2 separate regions of the Homo sapiens genome follow, and region 2 is linked to region 1. The links are chromatin contacts, found by Hi-C or POLR2A ChIA-PET in ENCODE. All regions are on one chromosome and are shown on one strand. Each heading gives the region's core, a stretch centred on a gene start or an enhancer-like site at or near the end of the contact. The rest is flanking DNA. Distances are from core to core; before and after follow the strand shown.

Region 1 (3,920 bases), core at 807-3,306:
ATACAGTGTTAATCTTTCTGCTCCTGGCTTGTTTAACATAATGTACTCTAGCTTCATCCATGTTGCTGCAAATAATAGGATTTCATTATTTTTTATAGCTGAATAGTATTCCATGGTATGTATATGCCACATTTTCTTTATCCATTCATGTGTGGTCAGACAACTAGGTTGATTCCATGTCTTGGTTATTGTGAACAGAGCTGCAATAAACCCGGGGCTGCAGATGACTCTGTGATATAATGATTTCCATTCTGTTGGATAAATGCCCCGTAGTGAGATTGCTGGATCATATGGTACTTCTATTTGTAGTTTTTTGAGGAACCTCCATACTGTTCTCCAGAGAGATTGTACTAGTTTAAATTCCCACCAACTGTGTAGAAAAGTTCCCTTTTTTTCTGCATCCTCACCAGCATGTGTTATTTTTTGTCTTTCTGATAATAGCCATCCTAACTGGGGTGAGCTAATACCTCATAGTGGTTTTGATTTCCATTTCGCTGATGATTAGTGATATTGAGCACATTTTCATATATTTGTTGGACATTTGTATGACTTCTTTTGAGAAATGTCTGCTCAGATCATTTGCCCGTATTTTAACTGCATTGGTTTTTTGCTGTTGAGATGTTTGAGTTCCTTGTATATTCTGGATACTACTCCCCTGTCCAATTAGTAGTTTACACAACACTAGGCACCATACCAGGTTCTTTACACAGGTTATTTCATTTACTCCTCACTCCAACCCTATGAGGGAGGTGCTATTGCTACTACTCTCATTTTACCCACAGAGAGTTCAGCAGAGGTTCATAACTTCCCCAAAGTCACACAGCTTTTGTGGCAGATGGAGCAGGGTTGGATGCCAGAGCCAGGCCCTCTAGCCCCACGCCTCGCTGCTGCAGGAGCCCGCCCATCTGCAGTCACTGCCACAGGCATCAATGGTAGTACCCAGATTAAGGATTTATTGAGCACCTACTGTATTCACAGAACTCTGATCAGTCTGAAAGCCCAAGCAATGAAGCAAACAAAGCCAAGGAATGATAGAAATCACAGAGTTCAAACCAGAGTCTAGGGCCTGAAGTGCACAGCATGGGCCAGGTTAAAGTGAATGAAACATTCCTATTTTGATCCTTTTCATTATTTATCATTCATACCCATAAATACCTTTAAGGGGATTAGTTTTAGTTGCAAAGTGAACAACAAGTAGGCAACAAATTAGCTCTTCCAACATTTTCTTCTCCTGAAAAGGCTCTTTGAAAGCCCTGTTTTGCAGAAACTTGCTCCTTTTGCATGACGGGTAAATCGTAGGAGACCTGGTAGATTATGCTACAAACTTAATGTGGAAAGGTTGCTTCATCCAAGATCCTGGAGTTTTCGTAGACATTGTCCTGATACTTCCCCTTGGGCAATACCAGCGCCTGCAGGCAACAGCTCTGACGCACTTAAGACTTAAATACTACCCACAGAAGTGCTGGCTTGGCTGGGAAAACCTTTTGCTAAATAGAAGAACAACATTTTTTTTTCTTTTCTGGAATTTGCAAACAGCATTTATTCTCAGCCTTGCCTTCCAAACGTTCCAATTGGACATTGCTGGGCAGCGTGGAAGCAGAAGCGAACGTCACCCAGGCCGGCAGGGGGCGGCACACCCCACACTTCGCTGCGCGCCCTCGCCTCCTTGGGAGGGAGTGTCCAGCTCCCAAAACCTGTCGTGGGTTTTGTCCCAAGTGACTTCAGCCAGCAGATGGTTCAAGTCCTGAGGCTGCAAAATTCGGGGTGGAAGGAGTGGGGCGTAAGGCTGAGAGTGGGGAGAGCAATCCAGGGGCGCCAGGGTGGGAGCCGCAGCGGGCCCGCGGCCGCCCGGAGGACACTGATGCTTCTGGAGCTCGCGAAGGGTCCCCCGCGGGAGAGGAACAAGGCCGCTTGCGCTCCGCAGAGGCGCAGGCACGGGGCTGGGGCCCGGGGCGGGGGCGCGGGTGGGCGGACCCCTCCCGCAAGCCCATGATGGCCAGGCCAAGGCCGCTGGGAAAGGCAGGACGCTCGCCCATGCGCTGCCAGCTGGGCTTTTCTCCTTCGCCCGCCCTGTGTTCCAGGGCGCGACCCCGTTCGGTCCAGCCGCTGGCTCCGGGGCTGAACCCCAGGTAGGTGGGTCGGAGCCCCTGAGAGAACTGGGGCTTGAGGGCGTTTCTGCTTCCAAGCGCAAGCACGGGGAGCCCTGATGCTCCAGCCCCTGGACACTGGATTGGAAACTGGCAAGGGTAGGAGATGTTTTGCAGGAGGCCGCCCTCTGTCTTCCTCTGTTCTAACACCTGCTGGACACAGGGAATCCTGATACCTGTATTTTTTACCAGAAAAAAATTCTAACAGCAGAAAAGTCAATGTGATGGGTTACGCCTCCTTAACGTGCCCCATTTGACCTTGTAAGCTTCCTTCCACAGGCTGACCTTGTTTTGTGCAATCAGTGTGATCTTTTGTCAGCTATGCAAAACAGTTTTTGTTTACTGAATCTGGTTTAAAAGGCAAGAAGTTGCTTCCCATAGGGCACTTTGATCCTTGGTGTAGGGCACTTTGATCCTCGGTGGAAAGGGATGTGTATGCCTTGAAACATGGAGAGTCACATGCGATGCTTGGTTTTGTGTAGAACTAACATGAGATAATCTTTTCACTGGTTTTCAGAATTGTGGAGAATTCACTTAGGAAAATAAGCATGTGTATCAATGGATGACTAATATGGACATGTACTTTAACTGATTTCACAGAAGCAGTGCTCCTGATATTTTGAGACACTAATTTTATTTGGTTCTTCTTTACCATATGATCAATTAGCTGCTTACCTCATAAGTTACAGAGGGAGAAGGTACTTCCTGTTTTCTCTTTATATCTCTTGTCCCTTATTTAAAGAAGCAATAGGGCACGTGCAGTGCCTCACTCCTGTAATCCCAGCACTTTGGGAGGCCAAGACAGGAGAACTGCTTGAGCACAGGAGTTCAAGACCAGTCTGGGCAACATGGCAAGACCTCATCTCTACAAAAAATACCAAAAAAATTATCCGGGTGTGGTGGCCGCACGCCTGTAGCCCCAGCTACTCGGGAGCTGAGGTAGGAGGATGATTGAGCCCAGGAGGACAAGGCTGCAGTGAGCCAAGATTGCACCACTGCACTACAGCCTGGGCAGCAGAGCGAGAGCTTGTGCCAAAAAAAAAAATATTTTTTAAAAAAAGAAGTAATAAAGGAGAAATCTTTTTGCTACGTTTAACTTATCCTCCACTATTCTAAAGTTTAAGCTTCAATAATTTATAAGTACAGTGACATTAACACTTTAAAGTTAGCTGATATGCTGATATGCTTAAAAACTGGAAAATATTTCAATTTTAAAAAATTCTAGGTGGGGTATGGTGGCTCATGCCTGTAATCCCAGCACTTTGGGAGGCTGAGGTGGGTAGATCACTAGGTCAGGAGTTCGAGACCAGCCTAACTAACATGGTGAAACCCCATCTCTACTAAAAATACAAAAATTAGCTGGGCATGGTGGCACGCACCTGTAATCCCAGCTACTCAGCAGGTTGAGGCAGAGGAATCGCTCGAACCTGGGAGGCGGAGGTTGTAGTGAGCTGAGATCATGCCGCTGCACTCCAGCCTGGGTGACAGAGACTCGGTCTCAAAAAAAAAAAATTCTATTCCATCTAGTAATTGACGCATATGATACATATGCATACATGTGTAAAAGTGTATATCTATTCATATGTATATGAAATAGGTATATTATACATTGTACTGAGTTTATACTTTTATTGGCCTTTTTGACTTTAAAAGTGGGTTATACAGACCTGTGAAACAAGCAGCAAAAATGAAAACACTGCACTTTTGTGTGATTCCGTAAACACACAAGAATAGTGGAGGTCAGGATCCATGCTGCTGGCCAGGCGTTAAGTT
Region 2 (4,186 bases), core at 1,543-4,042, 43 kb after region 1:
CCAGTATAAAATACCCATGACTGAGGCAATGTTTCACATTTCCACAGGGTCATTCTTCAGTAGTTGATGAAGGCACAAAAATGCACTATGTTGGATCATTAGATCTGTGGAGCCCACAGAGCCCTCCACACCTTGCCACAAATCAGAATACAAATTTGTCTGATCAGCTAGGCATGGCTCATGCCTGGAATCCCAGCACTTTGGAAGGCTGAGGCAGGAGGATTGCTTGAGTCCAGGAGTTCAAGACCAGCCTGGGCAACGTAGTGGTACCTCCTCTCTACAAAAAATAAACATTAGCCAGGAATGGTGGTGCGTGCCTATAGTCCCAGCTACTCGAGAGGCTGAAGTGAGAGGCTCTCTTAAGCATGGGAGATCGAGGCTGCAGTGAGCCGTGATCACACCACTACACTCCAGCCTAGGCAACAGAGCAAGACCCTGTCTCAAAAAACAACAACAACAAATTCTTCTGATCACATTGGCAAGATTCTGCAGCTTAAAAGTTGCATGGTTTATTCATTTCAATGAACTACAATTTTTGTTCCAATACAAACATCTCAGTAAAGCCACTGATGATCAGAACCTAAAACTACAGCTAACTGAAACCTGACTCCAATGTTGGTGGTTTTTAACAGCTGTGTATGTGGAAGCTGTGTAGCAAGTAGAAACTCATTTGCAGCAGACACAAAGGGCTGCTACTGCCATGGCCATGACTCATCTCGATTCATAAATGTAGACGTGGCTCTTAGGCACTTTAGATTGAGATACAAGTTGATTTTTTAAAAATATTTATGTCGAGCTAAGGTAAAAACATTTTTAGCATCAGAGCATAAAACAAATAACAATTTAAGATAAGCATGAGGGGCCAGGCGCGGTGGCTCATGCCTGTAATCCCAGCACTTTGGAAGGCCGAGGTGGGCAGATTACGATGCCGGGAGTTCGAGACCAGCCTGACCAACATGGTGAAACCCTGTCTCTACTACAAATGCAAAAATTAGCCAGGCATGGTGACATGCGCCTGTAATCCCAGCTACTCAGGAGGCTGAGGCAGGAGAATCGCTTGAACCTGAGAGGCAGAGGTTGCAGTGAGCCGAGATTGCGCCATTGCACTCCAGCCTGGGTGACAGAGCGAGACTCCATTGCGCGCACGCGCACGCACACGCGCACACACACACACACACACACAAAAGATAAGCATGACGGATCTCTGGCTTTATCATGATTATCTTTATTGAAAGGGTCCAAGGAGAATAACAAAGATTTCAAAAAGTTCGCTGTGTCTCTTCCAGCATCGCACCACTGGACAGTCTGGGGGCACCCGTGATTGTCATTGAGGTGCTTTTTGTTTATTTGTGGGTTCAGAAATTAGCTCATAATCCATGCTGGGCTGGTTAGGATTGGCCTCAGTGTGATGATGGTTAACCCACTGACCATTACATTCAGAGCCTCCTGCTTGTCAAGGCCACAGCCATTGCCATTGACTCCTTCAAGTTCCTTCTGCTCTCCCGGTTGCCCCTGCTCCTCTCCAGGCTGCCATGGGTGTAAATAGTTGCTCATAAGTCTTGTGGGCTGAGTCCTGGGCTTTATTATTTGACTATTTAGTGAGCCTTTTCCAGGTGCTAGTTGTTGAAGAGAATATAAAAGAAATGGGAAACCTTTGCTCCCCCAGGGAATGCAGTCCAGCCAGGGAACAAATGTAGCACACACAAGGCAATCAAGTCTCAGGAGAAGGCTGTGCGGGAGGAAGTGGCCATGTGGGCCAGGAAAGCCAGGGCGGGGGAAGAAAGGGGCCGCCTGGGAGGCTGAGGACCTCATCAGGAAGGAGATGGGGCAGCAGCTGGATCCAGAGGATGGGGGTGGTTTGGCTGGGCAGAGAGCAGAGCGGACACTTACTGTTTGTAGCTGTTACTGAAATGTCATGCGTGCTTGTCTTATCTCCCAGCTGGATTGCACACTCCTTGGGGTAGTGACCTTTCCCTTGGTAATCCGCACAGAGCCATGCATACAGTAGGAGAATAATACACCTCTGCGAAATGAGGTCGTTCTGAAAGTGTTCAGAAATAAAGTCAGGAAGTTAATTCGCAGTTATTGAAACTGCTAATATTGGTAATGAGACATCTTTTGAAAATCACTGTTATTCTCTTCTGAACATCTCAATGCATATATTCATGATAAAGCTTGACTGGTTATCTTAAATTGTTAATTGTTTCATGCTGTGATGTTGACAAGGTTTTTTCTTAAACCCAACATGAGGAATGTTTAAAAAACAAACTTTTATCTCAGCCTAAAGTGCATAAGAGCCACTTCTACAAAGCAGGGAGTGTGATTTGCAAAACATGGCCTAGAGGAACTGGCATTTTGTTTTGTTTTGTTATGTTTTGTTTAATAATTAGGAGATGAGATCATTGAACTTGGAAGCCTGATAGCAATGGGAAGCCGACTCTGGACTGCAGATGTAGAAGATCCACTGGGTGGGATTTGTCCATGTGCATAGTGTGCAGTGAGGCTGCAGTGTAGGTAGTGACGGGGCTCCCTGTCCCCACCTGCTCCCCTGGACCCAGGAACTAGAGGTGAAACTAAGAAAGGAAATTATGGCAAAGAGAAAGACTGCATGTGGAAGGCAAGGAGTATCTTCACACAAATGCGTTTTCCCTATTTTTTTTTTGTCTTCCAAAGAAAAAATGAGAGCAAACCCAGTTCCCAGATAAAAGAATCAGAATACCCTCCCACACACCTGCCCTCATGTGACTGAGGCACTTGGCCAGTTCATAAACAAGCCATGGTGATGACCTATAACAGACGCGTCCTGACCTGGCAGACCGCAGGGGACGTGAAGAAGCTTGGCCTGAAATATTCTGACGTGTCCCAGCCTCACACTCACATAGTTCCTGGGCACCCAGAAAGATGGGGCCTAGGAATACTCTTATTGAGAATCTGGCATGAATGAATCACACCAAAGACTGCCAGCTAAGTGAGAGATTTACAGTCTCCAGCCTTGAGTTCTGAGTGTTTTCAGATGTGGACAGGGTCTGAGACTCTCACGTGACAAGCCATGGGCCCTATGCCGAGGCAGACTCCTGCTCTGTGCTGCTCCTAGGGAACCACGGCAGCTTCGAAATGCATTCTAATCTGCCCTCTTATTGTGACAGTTTATATTGTACTTAGAACCTAAAATTAAGACTCTAAACTGAGAAGAGTAACAGGCTCTCCAGTAGCCACTGTGGATTTGCATGCAAAGTGCAGACTGACATTTGAAACTCTTCACTTTTTACCCGCCACTCATCTTTCCAACCTTGTCACCCAGATCATCTGAGTGGTCTCCGTCCCTGAATCCCTGCATGCACTTTTGCTTTCTGTCCTTCCCTCTCCCTCAGTTCACTCCCACCAGCCATGATTTGAATGTTTGCCCCTTCAAACCTCGGGTTGAAATTTAATTTCCATTGCAATGGTATTGGAAGGTGGGACCTTTAAGAAGTGTTTGGGTCATGAAGGCTTTGTTTTTCTTATTGTGGGAATGGGTTTGTTATCCTGGGAGGGGAGGGGGTTGACCCCTCTTGCTGCCTCTCCCTCTCCCCCTTTCTGCCCTTCCTCTATGTGATGCCTTCTGTCGTGTTATGACAGAGCAAGAAGGCCCTTGCCAGATGCTAGCAGTTTGATCTTGGGCTTTCCAGCTTCCAGAACTGTCAGCCAATAAATTGCTGCTCATTGTAAATTACCCAGTCTATGCTATTCTGTTATAGCAACATAAAACAGATTAACACACCACCCTTTCTGTCTAGTGACATCTCATTTGTCTCTCAAGGCCCTACTCAAATGCTACCTTGTGCTTGAAACTATCTGTTTAATCAGCCTCCCTTAGAGTGATCCTTCCTTCTCCTCCCAGAAAGGCCCACATATATTGCTTTAGAACAATCATGTTTGGTAAAATGAATAATCTACCAATTTTAGCTTGATGACCCATCGCTCAATGTAATTTATTAAGCTCACTTTGCCACATCAGGTACAGATTTAGACACTAAGAGGAACAGAGATGCAAAGAAAACCAATGAGCTAACAGAACACTGGACTCTAGTTTGCACACTGATGTGCAGTATTTCTAATGTACCCATAAACATATTATTATGCAACATTTATACAAAGGTTTAAATTTCATATCAATAATTATTCTCTTTAATATAGAAGTATAGTA

Evidence for each region. A loop is a pair of places that touch in the nucleus more often than their neighbours do. ChIA-PET counts read pairs that join two places held with the same protein, here RNA polymerase II (POLR2A). Pooled maps may share reads with other maps.
Region 2: a map of IMR-90 shows a loop between it and region 1 (5-fold over the local background). The contact joins two enhancer-like sites. A Hi-C loop is called at or near these places in 10 of 168 maps with a recorded cell type or tissue (IMR-90, Right ventricle myocardium inferior, adrenal gland and 5 more) and 6 of 50 pooled maps. POLR2A ChIA-PET finds 5 or more read pairs at or near these places in 5 of 52 experiments (BJ, HEK293, K562 and 2 more).

The regions. Positions count from the first base shown.
Region 1 is chr6:160,929,240-160,933,159 of GRCh38, forward strand. The region is part of intron 3 of LOC102724087 (a long non-coding RNA gene); the gene reads left to right. Among named protein-coding and RNA genes, the nearest start is that of MAP3K4, 61 kb to the right of the region's middle. RefSeq lists an enhancer at 1,478-1,772. Within about 2 kb of position 2,057, at least 4 of the 41 ENCODE cell types and tissues checked have a DNase peak (open chromatin) inside an H3K27ac peak, as active enhancers do.
Region 2 is chr6:160,971,644-160,975,829 of GRCh38, forward strand. The region is part of intron 5 of LOC102724087 (a long non-coding RNA gene); the gene reads left to right. Among named protein-coding and RNA genes, the nearest start is that of MAP3K4, 18 kb to the right of the region's middle. RefSeq lists an enhancer at 4,180-4,186. Within about 2 kb of position 2,793, at least 13 of the 41 ENCODE cell types and tissues checked have a DNase peak (open chromatin) inside an H3K27ac peak, as active enhancers do.